2 separate regions of the Homo sapiens genome follow, and region 2 is linked to region 1. Evidence: chromatin contacts called from ENCODE Hi-C or POLR2A ChIA-PET data. All regions are on one chromosome and are shown on one strand. Each heading gives the region's core, a stretch centred on a gene start or an enhancer-like site at or near the end of the contact. The rest is flanking DNA. Distances are from core to core; before and after follow the strand shown. Region 1 holds the start of CRACD (capping protein inhibiting regulator of actin dynamics). Region 2 holds the start of CLOCK (clock circadian regulator).

Region 1 (6,739 bases), core at 2,484-4,983:
TGAGGGAACATCAGAAAACCATGGGGGTTAAGAGGGCAGACAGGCTTTGGGATCAGAGAGAACTCAGTTTGAATCTTTGCTTCATCCCTCTCTAAATTTAGGACCTTGGGCAAGTTAATAAAAAGCTCTCTGAGTCTTAATTTCAATTATCAAATGTAAACACAAGGCCTACTTACAGGGCTGTTGTGAGAACTAAATTAGATAACATATATAAATAGACTACTTAGCACACAGTAACGTGACCATGAGAAATATTCAATAAATGATGGTAATTCCCAAGAAATGTTTAAGAACTTATTTTTAAATGTAATTTAGTATTCAAACTCCAATTGATGTTGTAAACCATTTGAAGAAAAGAAATAAAGATTCAACAACAGCTTTCTTAAATGCACTTAACCTGATTATCCTTAGCATTAGTGCTTTTCAAAGCGTAGTTCCTGACCCATTAATGGGATGTGAAATCATTTAGCGATCTCAACCAACATTTTTTAAATAAAATAGAATAAAAAATATAAGAATGCATTGCACATTCAAAGTCTAAGCATTACTTCATGAATTTTTTAATTACAGATATTTACAATGTATCTGTATACTGGGTGGCAAAGTAAAATGCATCTCTTACTGTGCAAAAATAAAAGTTTAGGCTGGGCGCAGTGGTTCATGCCTGTAATCCTAGTATTTTGGGAGGCCAAGGCAGGAGGATTGCTTGAGACCAGCCTGGGCAACACAGTGAGACCTCACCTCTTTAAAAAAATAAAAATAAAATAAAAAATTAAAAAGTTTAAAAGCCATTGCTTTACATTAAAATAATGAAAATAAAAATTAGCTGACACTGAGTGCTTAGTTTGTACTAAACATTGTGCTATGCCCACATTATTTTATTTGATCCTCACAAAAATGTTCTAAATAGGATTACTTCCCCCATTTTACAGATGAGGAAACTGAGGCTTAGATTAAATCACCTGCCAAGGATGCAGAGCTAGTAGCCAGTAAAGCCAATGCTCAAATTCAATCACCTGCCTCGAGAACTTGTGTATTTAACCACTCCCCTAAGTACTAGGTTGTAAAATATACCTTTTCTTTATGTAAAAGTTATCCAAAAGGTAGACTTTTTCATGGGGTCTAATTCCAGCGTGATTTTCTGGGGGTACAGTGTATCTTGGAGAAGGTTGTGTGATTCAGGGGAGAAAGCTCTGGGCGTGAGATCCAGCTTCTGTCCCTGGCATTGTTGCTTTAGTGGCAAGGAGCTGGCAAGTCATTTAATCTCGCCATGTCTGGATTTCCTCACCTACAAAACGGGAATGATAATATCTGCCCTGCCTCCCCACAGGCCATTGTGAGAAACTATATGCACATACAACAAGTGAAATGTTCTATTGTGCCACTCAGTTACAGGAGATGATTTAAAATGATGAAAAAAACCACCCAAGAGACCCCATTCTTGGAAGAAACACACATCAACTATGACTGAAAAAGGAGGTCACCAAGCTTTCATCAACTGTATGTGGAAAACCTCTACACAGTTGTTGGCACACAGTAGGCCTTCAGTAAATGTTCGTTGAATAAAAAGTAAACAAATTCCATCTGTACACGTTTTATCCACTTGTATTTTTTTCACCTATTCATTCTTTCTTTCCATGACTACATACTGAACACCTACTGTGTGCCAGATCAGAAATACAGACCACAAAAAAAGACTAAAAGATTGTCCCTTTCCCTGGAGAATTTCAAATTAATGCCAATTAATTGGTCTGAAATTGGGTAAGAGAAAAACTGTAAAACACAGCTTCCTCATCTAGCGATAATAATAACTTACATTTATTATAGTGCTTTGTAGTTTATGAAGAACTATGAACTATTACCAAGAGCTAGCTTTTGTTTCTCACACCAATTGCCTATTGTCAAGTTGGTGTTAGCTTCCTCCTCCAAATTCAGTGGTCGGTAAGTACTGCTAAGTCTTTAGAGTGAAAGTTTCTCAATGTGTTAGAGATGACTGTAAAATTAAGCTTTTGAATACAATGCATTTTAAATAATCAACAGTGGAAAGGGCGATCCAGTAACATGATTTTTTCCCTGCCCACTTCTGAGTTGAAGTGATCTGTAATGCAACCATATTATATTTTTCAAAATGTTTCTTTTTCAAAGCTGCCTTTGAAATTTTTTTTCATATAGGCAATTTTCTCTTGAATATACTGAACAAGGATTCCCTTTTCCCAAAGGATAAAGGAGACAGTAGTGAAGGAGTCTTCTCTTTGTTGACTTTTTAAAAATTACTCAAAACTGACTGTTTTATTCAGATTCCTGAGTCACAAACAATGCCAAAGAACTGTGAGCCATTTTTTATATAATTCCACAATTACTATAGGTGATTTTTAAAGGAAACATTGATTTAACTCACAACTTAATGAATCAAAAATTTGCCACAGGATATTTACTAAGAATCTTTTTCTAAAACTGCCTTATCCTTTGTATTCTAACCACTCCCTCTCCACCACCACCACTTACCACCCCCAATACACACACACACACACACACACACACACACACACACACACACTCCCTCACCTACACCAGATCAGTTTCCCAGCCATTATTCCTAAAACCATATTAAAATTTCACAACACATGGTCGTACTTACTAGGTTTTCTTCCCCCTCCCCCTCCACTGAATCAATGTGTCTTGAAATATATATTCTCTTAAAATTCAGAATTCAGAAAATGATTACGATGTCTCTAACTCAAGAACACATATTATAAAATTCAAAGTCGGCTTCTGTTTACTGATAATCATGAAAAAAAAAAAGCCATACCCCACCCACCGTATCCGTAGGGTTAGGAGGTCCAATCTCGCCACTACAGAGCTCTGCAAGAAAGGACGGTTATAGTGCCAGGAAAACCATCGCAACAAGCCCCGGGCGAAGATAAAGAAAACAGATTTTACACCACGGGCAGCGCGCAGTCTCCTGGCCCCGGCCCTTGGTAAACAGGGGAAACCTTTGTCTTGCCTCAGCTATCAAACTGGTGGCTCATCAGAATTGGGGCAACAAGAGTTTGTGCGAAACGGTCTGGCAGAGGTTAAACAAAGCAATGCAGCTCCGGGGGCGGTGGGGAGAGGGCTGAGCCCGGACGGCGTCCGCGATCCCGGACGGTGAGGTCTGGTTCTGGCCCTTGCCGCGGTCGGGACCGAGCCAGGGACCTGGGGACAGGATGGCGAGGCGCGGGAAGAGGAGAAGGCAGGCGAGGTCCCATATTCTCCGCAAGTTCCCGGGGTGCAGCCCGGCGGCAGGTTCCCCTGCGGGGATCCAAAGCGCGCAAGCCGCGCGCAGGTTCCTCCGGGAGGGTCCGCGCCTCCCACATGGGGACACCGCCCCGAAGCCCACCGCCCGCCGCGCCGAGCCCACGCCCCCGGGGCCAGGTCCCCTGGAGTCCCGGGGCGCTGCGGGGGCCCGGCCCGGAGGGGCGCGAGTGGAGGAGAGAAGCCCGCCCCTGTCCCCATTGTCTGGCTCCGGCCGCGGGCCGAGCAGGCGCTCACCTGAGGTCCCCGCCTGGCGCTCCGGCTGGCAGAGCGGCTGGCCGGCGACCGGCGGTCCCGGGCGGGCGGCGGACTCGGCGGCACTGCGCGCGGCAGCCTCCGCATCAGCAGCCGCCGCGGCAGCAGCACCAGCAGCGCACCCGCCTCTCAGTCGGCCGTGGCCTCCATTGCTCTCCCCACTGCCGCCACCGCGCGGCACTGCGCGCCCGGCCCCGCGCGGCGTGGTCACATGCTCCGCCGGCGCCTCGGGCGCTCGGACCCGCGCCGCCGCCCCGCCCGGCTTCGCCCAGGGACAGCTGAGCGTGAGGCGCCGGCTTCCTTCTCGCGCCCTCCGGGAGTGGCGCACACCAGATGGCTCCCCTCCCCAGGGGTGCCCAGAAACCAGGAGCGGGCCCCAAGGAGGGGCGTGGGGTTGACCAGTGCCCTCCCGGCTTCTGCAAAGCCTGACTCGAGGGAGTGCTGAACTCGTGGGGTCTGAGGTTACAGTGGTGGGCTCACAGCGAGGCTCATCCTGCGTGTGGCGAGAACATTGGACCATCAGTCACCACCCCACAGGTTGCAAATTCGGTCCCTGTTACCCGCAGCAGTCTCTCTAATAGGAGATACCGGGAGCCCAGGAGAAGTTTCGCCCTGCAGAGTCCCAACCACAATAAATGGCACTGGGACTCCTGAGAGTTGAGTAAGTTGGAAAATGCCACCTAGAAATAGAAAGGCTAGAAATTGCATTGCTGAGTCCCTGTACATCCGAACGGAGTGACATTGACAATGTGCATTATTGTCCCCAGCCATAATGAAATTAAATATTGATTTTGATGCTTTAAGGAAAATGACTTCTCCTTTTGTGGGCTAACGAAGAAAACAAGACTTTTCCTTCATACTTTTTGTTGTGACTATGCCAGTGCAACTACTGGAAATCAGTTTCTGGTGATCTTTTTAGTTTACTATGTATGCAAGGATGCTAAAAATAATTGAATATCATTATTAAACAGGAAATTTTAAAGCAAAATGACTAGACAAAAGATGCAAAATACGAAAGATAGCCCTAAATTATACCCAGTATTGAGCCAGATGTCCCAAATGCCAAAAATAGGACTAGTAATTTCTTTTCTTTTTTTTTTTTTTTTTTTTTTGAGACGGAGTTTCTTGTTGCCCAGGCTGGAGTGCAGTGGCGCGATCTCAGCTCACTGCAACCTCCAACTCCCGGGTTCAGGCGATTTTCTTGCCACAGTCTCCCTCTGAGTAGCTGGGATTACAGGCGCCCGCCACCACACCCAGCTAATTTTTGTTTTTATTTTTAGTAGAGACGAGGTTTCACCTTATTGGCCAAGGACTAGTAATTTCACTGCATGACTTAAAGGAGCAACCTTGAGACTGGGAGAATCTAGTGCATGTTACCTTATCCAACTGGTTTATTCTAGATAAACATTTAAGTTAAATATCAGTATAATATATGGCTTTGTATTTTCGTGAATATAGATACTTAGTTCAGTGTGCACATATCCTAAACTATGTCTGCTTTATTCCAAATTAGAATAATGCAGAGTTTTAGAAAGGGTTGAGCAAATTTCTTTTGATTTGAGTTTAGTAGCGTTAGAAGTTCCCAGAAGCCGGCCGGGCGCGGTGGCTCATGCCTGTAATCCCAGCACTTTGGGAGGCCGAGGCAGGCGGATCACCTGAGATCGGGAGTTCAAGAACAGCCTGGCCAACTTGGCGAAACCCCGTCTCTACTAAAAATACAAAAATTAGCCAGGCGTAGTGGCGCATCCCTGTAATCCCAGCTACTCGGGAAGCTGAGGCAGGAGAATCGCTTGAACCCGGGACGCGGAGGTTGCAGTGAGCTGAGATTGCGCCATTGCACTCCAGCCTGGACAACAAGAGAGAAACTCCATCTCAAAAAAAAAAAAAAAAAGAAGTTCCCAGAAGCCAAAAATCAAATCTATGCAGAACATATAGCTGAGATCTTGTTCTTGATATATATTATAGTCTTGCCAACTACATGAAAACACAAACAAATGTCCATATAAAAATTCAAATGTTCATAAGTCAAACGTAGGTCTACTATCTTTTCACTTTGTAGGACAAGGCACCCCAATTCATATACACCCAAAAAATATCGCCGGAGTTCTGGAGAAATGATGCTCATATTGGACCATTCTAACAACTAGACTTAGTGTCTCATGGGCCTCAGAAATCGGAATCCATCAGGCACCACTTTTGACAGGTGCTGTTTTTTTCCCTCACTTTTCAAATACATTGGTTCATAGCAACTATATCCAGGGCTATAACAAGATTGCATGGCACCCTAACCCCAAGTATCAGTCTACTATTCCACGTTTTCGATAGCTAACTGCCTACCAGTGGAAACATTTTTCAGAGGCCATAATACAAAAAAAAAAAAAAAAAAAAAAAAAAAAAGATGCAGAACATCTAGAATTTTTTTTAACACTTAACCATTTAACTGCTGTGTGAGAGGTTATAGAAAATATGTGGGAAATAAATTTCGTAGTTAGACCAGTAGTTTCAGCTGTAGGGATACTTGCACTGTAGGAGACATTTGGCAGTGTCTTGGGCACATTTTTGGTGGTCTACACTGGGGATGGCAGGTGCTGCTACTGGGCATCTACTGGGTAGAAGCCAGAGATGCTGCTAAGAATCTTACAATGCTCAGAACAGCCCCCACAACCAAGAATTATCCAGCCCCAAATGACAATAGTGCTAAGGTTAAGAAACGCTGAGTTAGACCAAGGATTTCCAAAGCCTCTCCATTCTATAATCCACCATGTCTGTGTATCATCCCTTTCCATGACTTTCTGTCCCTCAGCATGAGTCCACTGGATAATTCAATTAACTTCAGATATTTCCTTAAATTTGTAAAATGGGAATAACTGTTCTAGTTCCCATATCTTTTAAATTACCATTATTATTGTGTCTGAAAATTAAGTAATGGAAAAATATAATCGGCAAATACTAACAGAAGAAAACATGGAGACAACTGCAAATCTACATGCAAAATAATCAATTTGGACCCCTATCTCTCTATATAGTTAACTCAAATGGATCATAGATCTAAAGGTAAGAGCTAAAACTATAAAACTCTTAGAAGAAAACAAAGGCATAAATCATGTCCTTAGGTTAGACAATGATTTCTAAGATATGACATCAAAAACACAAGCAATGCAAGAGAAAAATAAACAATATCAAAATTTAT
Region 2 (6,739 bases), core at 1,849-4,348, 500 kb after region 1:
AAAGTCTATAATACTACCTCAACTATGAGGCAGGGTTTTGTAGTTCCATTTTAAAGGGATTAGAAAGAATATGAGTAACTGAATAAACTATGCAAGCTTTAAAAAAATACTTAACCTTATATTCTCTATTAAGCATATCTTAAAGCTTCCTGTTCTCCAATTCACCTTAAAGTATGGTAGTAAAACTAGGAATGTCAATGAATGGATGAGTTACTATGAAAGAACAGATATGACTTTGTGACTGATGGGACATAGGAGTTAGGGCAAGAATTAGAGCAAAAGAGACATGAAAATTACCCAAAAAGGAACATCATTGACAAGAATAGCCAACATTTCTATGGGATTTCTTATGTACCAGATAAAATTACACACACACAGACACACACACTGTCTCGGTTAAGCTATGAGATAGGATTGTAATTATCCCATTTTAAAGATGACGAAATTAAAGAACAGAGAAATAACTTGCTTAAAGTCATGCAGAATATTAGTGGTGAAGCTATGATTTAAATCCAGGCAGTTAAGATCCTAATTTTGTACTCTTAACCACTATGATACGTTGCCTACCAACTGGGGGAAATCAGTTGACAGAGGAGTTGGAAATACTCAGTTTAAATGATAGCAAGGTTCACAAGAAAGGGTGAACAGAATATCTGAAATTATGTTTAAGGCTATGGAATATAAATTTAGGAGCTATGAAATTATGAGGCAGGATTTTTGTTTTATGGAAATGTGGGATCTGGAAGTTGGAAAAGCTATTGGAAATATCCAATACAGGCTGGGTACAGTGGCTCGCGCCTGTTAATCCCAGCACTTTGGGTGGCTGAGGTGGGTGGATCACTTGAGGCCAGGAGTTCAAGACCAGCCTGGCCAACATGGTGGAACCCCATCTCTACTAAAAATACAAAAATTAGCTGGTGTGGTGGTGGGAGTCTGTAATCACAGCTACTTGGAAGGCTGAGGCACAAGAATTGCTTGAACCCGGGAGGCAGAGGTTTCAGTGAGCTGAGATCATGCCACTGTACTCCAGCTGGGCAACAGAGCAAGACTCTGTCTCAAAAAATCTGTCTCAAAAAAAAGACATATCCAGTACATTTTTTCTTTTCTTGGAGAGAATGTGGGAGAAAGGAGAAGCTGTGAACTGAACCATGGGAAATGTTCAAGCAGTGAGAGAGGACTGAGCAGAAAAACGGGGGATTATCAACAGGTCTTGGTAAATAATTAAATACAGTGAAAGAGGGAGGAGTCAAAGATGGACATGGTTTGATCTTGGTGACTGAGAGGACAATGAAATCATTAAAAAGGGCAAAGGTATTTTGAAGATAATATGTTCTAGATGATGGGGAATATAAGGAGGGATCAGTGTCTCTAGAATAAAATTCAAAAATCCATCCTAGGGAAAGCATTCAAGCCCTCTCTTGTCTGGCTGCAACCTACCTTATCAGTATTAATAACTTTGCCTCCGTCTTGCTACCTACCTCTTGTCAGTCGGGACTCTTGATTACATGTGAAAGAAAACCTCTCACTGGTTTAAGCAATAAAACAGATGCAAGAATTTACTGACTGGTTTAACGAAATTTCCAGAGGAATCTAATCTACATTTGTTTCCAGGCCTCAAACATGTCTTTAGGCCAAACCTGTCTTCAAATCTGCTTTTTTTCCGTGTTGCCTTCTTTCTCAGAATTCACGTGTGGAAAGATGGCTCCAGGTCTCCATTCTCCCAGATTTAAACCCATTGGTAAAGACGTAACACCCTTCTTAGGAACCGTAGTTTGCAACCGAGGATTAAACTCAAATATGCCTTCCCCTTGTGTCCTGCTCAGACCATATGGACTGAGAGTGGATAAATGATAGTTCTTCAAAAGAAATTATCAGAATAGGGAATGAATGCTGAACAGGCAAAAATGTCGACCAAAATATCTTCTGCTATATGATGGGGTAAATTAACAAATCATGTTTTCCCACTCCTGAAAGAAAAATCCTTAGGTGCAGGATCAAGGATCTGAATAAGTGCTTCAGTTTGATGTTCTTTTGCCCAGAGCATACAGCAAGAATTGAAAATGTTTACTGAGGTGACTGTTACTTTAAAGGGAGGATTTTACGGCCAGAAAAGTGCATTTTTTGAAAGAAAAAGATGGCTTTTATTTCAAATCCAAAAGATATTCATTAAAACATAGGAATTACTAGGAATTAAGACTGTAAAGATCTCTTTTCCAGTAGAAGCACTGAAATGTGCTTTCTCATGTGGACCAAATGTGCCTTAACGCATCAAGATAAGTAATTTCCCGAAGATAAGTAGTAGTCACACGTTGTTCCAACGAGGAAATCCATGCAAATTAGGGTCCTGGTTTATTTCTGATGCTTCATTCTCCATCTTCCATTACACTGTCACTTGATTTTTAATAAAAGGGCAAGGGAAAAATCTCCAAATGAGCAAATAAATCCCGACCTCCTTTCGCTTCCCTCCTCTGGCCGAGGGCGCATGCCCTGTCTCCCCAGGCCCACCCACCAAGAAGAAGCAACCCAAGCCGCGCTCCCTCAGGAGATGGGAGAAGATGTTACTGGCGGTCCAGGCGCCTTTGCAACTCTTCTCTCCCAGCACCAGGAGAGGAAACACGAATGATGCCACTGGGGGAAAAAGTCTCCTGCCAACACCCGAAAAATCTAAGCTGGCGTCGGCAGTGTTTTGCTTTGGAAGGGAGAGCGGGTTCCTTTTCTGGCCTCTGGATCCCTCATCCGGCAGGAAGCTCTTCTTCCTCCTCCTAGCCCCCGGCATACGGGGGGAAAGCCAAAGAGCCTCCAGGACCTAAGGCTAGCGCTCTGCCGGCCGGCCGCGCCCTCCACCCGACCAGGCCCCGCCTCCCCGGCTTTCTAGTAACCGGCGCCGTTCCCGGCCGGGGCAGGGAACGGTGCGCCTGCAGAGCCAGATTTCGGCCCAAGGGGCGCGGGAGTCTCTTCGGGCGTCCGGGATCCCCTGGCGCGGCTCCGTGCTGCCTAACGGGGCAAGTCGCATGCGCACCGAGCCGCGCTGGGGAAAGGGAGAGTGAGGGGAGGGGCGAGCGCAGAGCCTCCGCCGGCCGTCTGAGCCCGCGGGGTCGCTGACGACGCATGCGCCGGGAGGGGGCGCAATCACGGACTCGGCTTGCGGCTGCCGGTTTAAAAAAGGAAACCCCGGAGAGCGAGAGCGCGAAGGAAATCTGGCCGCCGCCGCCGCGAGCGCTCCCGGTGAGAGGCGCCCGCCCGGTGGGCCCAGGGCCTGCCGAGTGCCGGTTGGCTTCCTTGGCGGCGCATGCGCGCTCCTGGGCTGGTGGAGGAGGGGAAGGGAAGGGAGGGGGAGGAGGAGCTGGCCACAGGAGCGGCGAATTTTTGGGGGGGTGGGTGGGGGGCGCCACTCACAGCCCCAGGTGCTGCTGGAGGTGGGAGCCGCGGCGCCTCCTGGACACAGGCGGGGTAGTGGTTCCGAGTCACCGCAGCGGGAGACCTGGGTGGGGGAGGGAAGAAGCCGGAGCCGCCGCAAGCCACACGGTGAGGGCGCGGGGAAGGGGAGGGAGCGGGGGGCGGCGTGTGTGGGGCCGGGGGGCGGCGGCCAAGGGTGGGGAAGGCGGGAGCTGAAGCCCAAGTTTGGCGTGTCGTTCTAGTGTGTCTTTTCCCGGGACTTCGGGCCGAGGCCCGCCCTGCCTGAGAGGCCCTCTGGGGCAGCTGGGGTTACCTGCGGGGCAGGGGCGGGAGTGGGGTGCACGGCGGGGCCGGGCGGCTTGAGGGCGCCCGGAGCTGCGGCCGATTCCAGCAGCTGGGAGGCGGGGAAAGACGGGGACCGGGTGCCGAGAGAGCTTTCGCTGGGGACCCGCTAGGCCTTGTGACCCACTTTATTCCTGTCACCACTCGGGCACGTTTGGAGCAGCGCCCAATGGGGCGCCGGGGCGGCCAGCTCCTCCGGGGAACCCCCGCCCTCCCGGCGCCCGGCCCGCGTGCCGCAGTCCGCAGTCCGAACGGCCGCCGTTGCCGGCCGCGGGCTGGTTCCGTTAGTGGTGGTGGTTCCGGGGTTCCGTTCCTAGGCAGCGCGCGGCTATTAGCGTCTGACTCCAGCGACCGCGCGCGGGTTCGAGGGTTGGCGGCGAGGCGCTCGGTTTCTCTTCTTCCGTCCACCCGCGCTTCCCGTTCCCCGTCACCGCCGCTGGCGTTTGTAGATTTCTTTCCGCCAGTGAAGCTGGGTTTTCTGGAGTTGGCTCTGGCGCTCTGGCCCCTGGAGTGTAATTTCCTACACGCAGCGCCGCAGAGTTTATATTCTTTGAAAGTGTTTGTAGCTTTGTAGAGGTCCTCTTGTTGATGGTAGGTGAGCCTAATTCTGCAAGATAAAAGCCTAGTCTCTGACCTGGCAGATGAAAGATCAAATCAGATTGTGGTTTCCTGCTATTAGAATGCCGTGCTATTAGACTTTAAGGCTTTTTAGCCTTCTTTAAAAAATAAAAAAATTTTTACAGTGGAAGAAAAGCACAAGAAGTAAACTTTTACAGTCGTTGATTTGACTATAACGCTGATCCCCCCAAATCAAAGGTAATTTCACTTTGAAGATTGCGTTCTGATTTGTAGCTTTAAGCGATTAGAGAAAATTGTGCAATATTCCCCTCTACCTGTTTGAAAATAAACATTCTTAAAAGGATGTAATTTAGATAATGAATTGCTTTCTCTGAAACTTATCCCTTGGGACACCTCAAATCTGATTGGTTTTCAAAGCTTGGGGGAAGGAAATTAATTCCTGTGATAAGTGGTTGGCTGAACAGAATGTCTTGAAAGGTTAGCCTGTAGCATTAGGAGAAATACCTAATGTAAACGACGAGTTAATGGGTGCAGCACACCAGCGTGGCACATTTATACATATGTGACAAACCTGCACGTTGTGCACATGTACCCTAGAACTTAAAGTATAATAATAAAAAAAGTAAAAAAAAAAAAAGTTAGCCTGAAGAAAGCAGACTGAAAATGTTCTAAAGCTAGGCGTAATCAGTTATGAAAAAAGAATAAGGAAGCTTTCTACGTACTAACATGCAAAGATTGCAAAAATTTGCTATGAAGTGAAAAAAGCAAGGTGTAGCGGTACTTTGTGAATAGTGTGTTACATCTTAAGGGCGAGGTGTAATAATACAAGTTTATGTTTGCTCTTTATATAAAGAAATTATGGGAGGATTTAGAAAACTAACAATAGAGGAGAGGGAGAAATAGTCTGAGGGAATGGTGGGAAATGAGATGTATTATGTGTATGTCTTCATGTTTTCAAATTTTTGTGTGTATTATGGACTCATAAACTGGATTAAACAAAAATCCTCCTCCCCCAAATAATTTGTGTGATTTTTGTTGCCTAATTTATGGTGATTTGAGTCATTTTCAATATGATTGCTTTTCATATTTTTTAGGAAAATCAACTAAAAAGGAAGTTTGGGATACCTTTTATGACTATTTACACTTTAATTTTTAAGATTGCAGAGGTCACAGGCATTTATCTTTTAAAGATGTTTAGTTATATCTTGCCTTGCTAAAATATATGACTGTTTACATTTGGCATTATGGCTGGATTATGCTGCTTTCAGAGTGTAGTTTGTGTTTCCCCCTCCTCTTTTTTTCAGGAGTCATAGATGGGTAAAATTTTACTTAACCCCAAAGTTTCATGACAAACAATTATGAGGAGGATGTGAACATTCCCTTAAAGTGCTAGTAAACTTGATTGTCTAGGTTAGTTTGCTTTTCAGGTTGGGAAACTTTTCTTTCTTTTGAGGAAATCAAACATGAACCCCAGTGAAAGGTAAATTGGGGTGTGTGTGTGTGTGTGTGTGTGTGTGTGTGTGTCTGGTTGTTTCTCATGAAAGTGTACAAAATGAACATTTTTTTAGGACTGGATTGTTGAAAACCTGTTTAATGAGGTTAAGACTGCACAGGCAGCTGTTAGATGAGATATAATTTTGGGAGGGGACCCTCAAACTCCCCCTGGTGACTAATATTGTGTAATGAAAGTAGTGAATAGTGAGTAATGGATTGCAGTTGCTGTGGGCATTTTTGTAATATTACCAGTATTCCTTTTTATTTTGTAGGATAGGATACTTATATTATTTCTGTTTGATATGTAGGTTTTTCTAATAGACTTCTGCAAAGTGTCACTTATTTTTCATTTGAATTCCATGTGGGTCCGTTCAATCTTTTTTAAAAATGGAATTACATTTCAATTTTTTTTTTTTTTGGAGACGGAGTCTTGCTCTGTCACCAGGCCGGAGTGCAGTGGCACGATCTTGGCTCACTGCAACCTCCGGCTCCCAGGTTCAAGAGATTCTCCTGCCTCAGCCTCCCGAGTAGCTGGGACTCTTATTTTTAAAATTACAGAAGTAAATTGATGCTCATAAAAAGTTAATACAGTGTATATATAATAAGTGACAACCCCTTTACATCCACTTCTAGCTCACATTCCTCCCCAGAGGAATCTAGGGAGCACAGCTACTCGTATACCCTTGACTGAAGGGTAACACTGTTAACACCACTGTATGATCTTGTAGATCTTTTTCTGTGCATTTGCAAATATGTTCTTTTCAGCCTTGAAAACGGAATCATCTTGAATGATCATCTGCTTTGCCATTTTGCCTCCAGTATGGGCTCTGTTATTACCTACAGGACAGGGACATGACTTGGAGCCTGTCAGAAAGCTTAACATCTGATATAGACCATAGGTCATACTCATCTTTTCACTAGTGAGGGG

Evidence for each region. A loop is a pair of places that touch in the nucleus more often than their neighbours do. ChIA-PET counts read pairs that join two places held with the same protein, here RNA polymerase II (POLR2A). Pooled maps may share reads with other maps.
Region 2: a pooled map shows a loop between it and region 1 (5-fold over the local background). The contact joins the promoter of CLOCK here to the promoter of CRACD in region 1. A Hi-C loop is called at or near these places in 2 of 37 single-sample maps with no recorded cell type and 9 of 50 pooled maps. POLR2A ChIA-PET finds 5 or more read pairs at or near these places in 2 of 52 experiments (H1 and OCI-LY7).

The regions. Positions count from the first base shown.
Region 1 is chr4:56,046,092-56,052,830 of GRCh38, reverse strand. It overlaps CRACD (capping protein inhibiting regulator of actin dynamics), which reads right to left and starts at 3,733. Exons shown (of 11, transcript NM_001393381.1): 1 at 3,532-3,733. RefSeq lists an enhancer at 3,162-3,837 and a silencer at 3,368-4,007.
Region 2 is chr4:55,543,268-55,550,006 of GRCh38, reverse strand. It overlaps CLOCK (clock circadian regulator), which reads left to right and starts at 3,098. Exons shown (of 23, transcript NM_004898.4): 1 at 3,098-3,225. LOC124900704 (a long non-coding RNA gene) reads right to left here and starts at 4,142. Exons shown (of 2, transcript XR_007058122.1): 1 at 3,397-4,142; 2 at 2,118-2,391. RefSeq lists silencers at 2,823-3,192, 3,253-3,352, 3,473-4,102.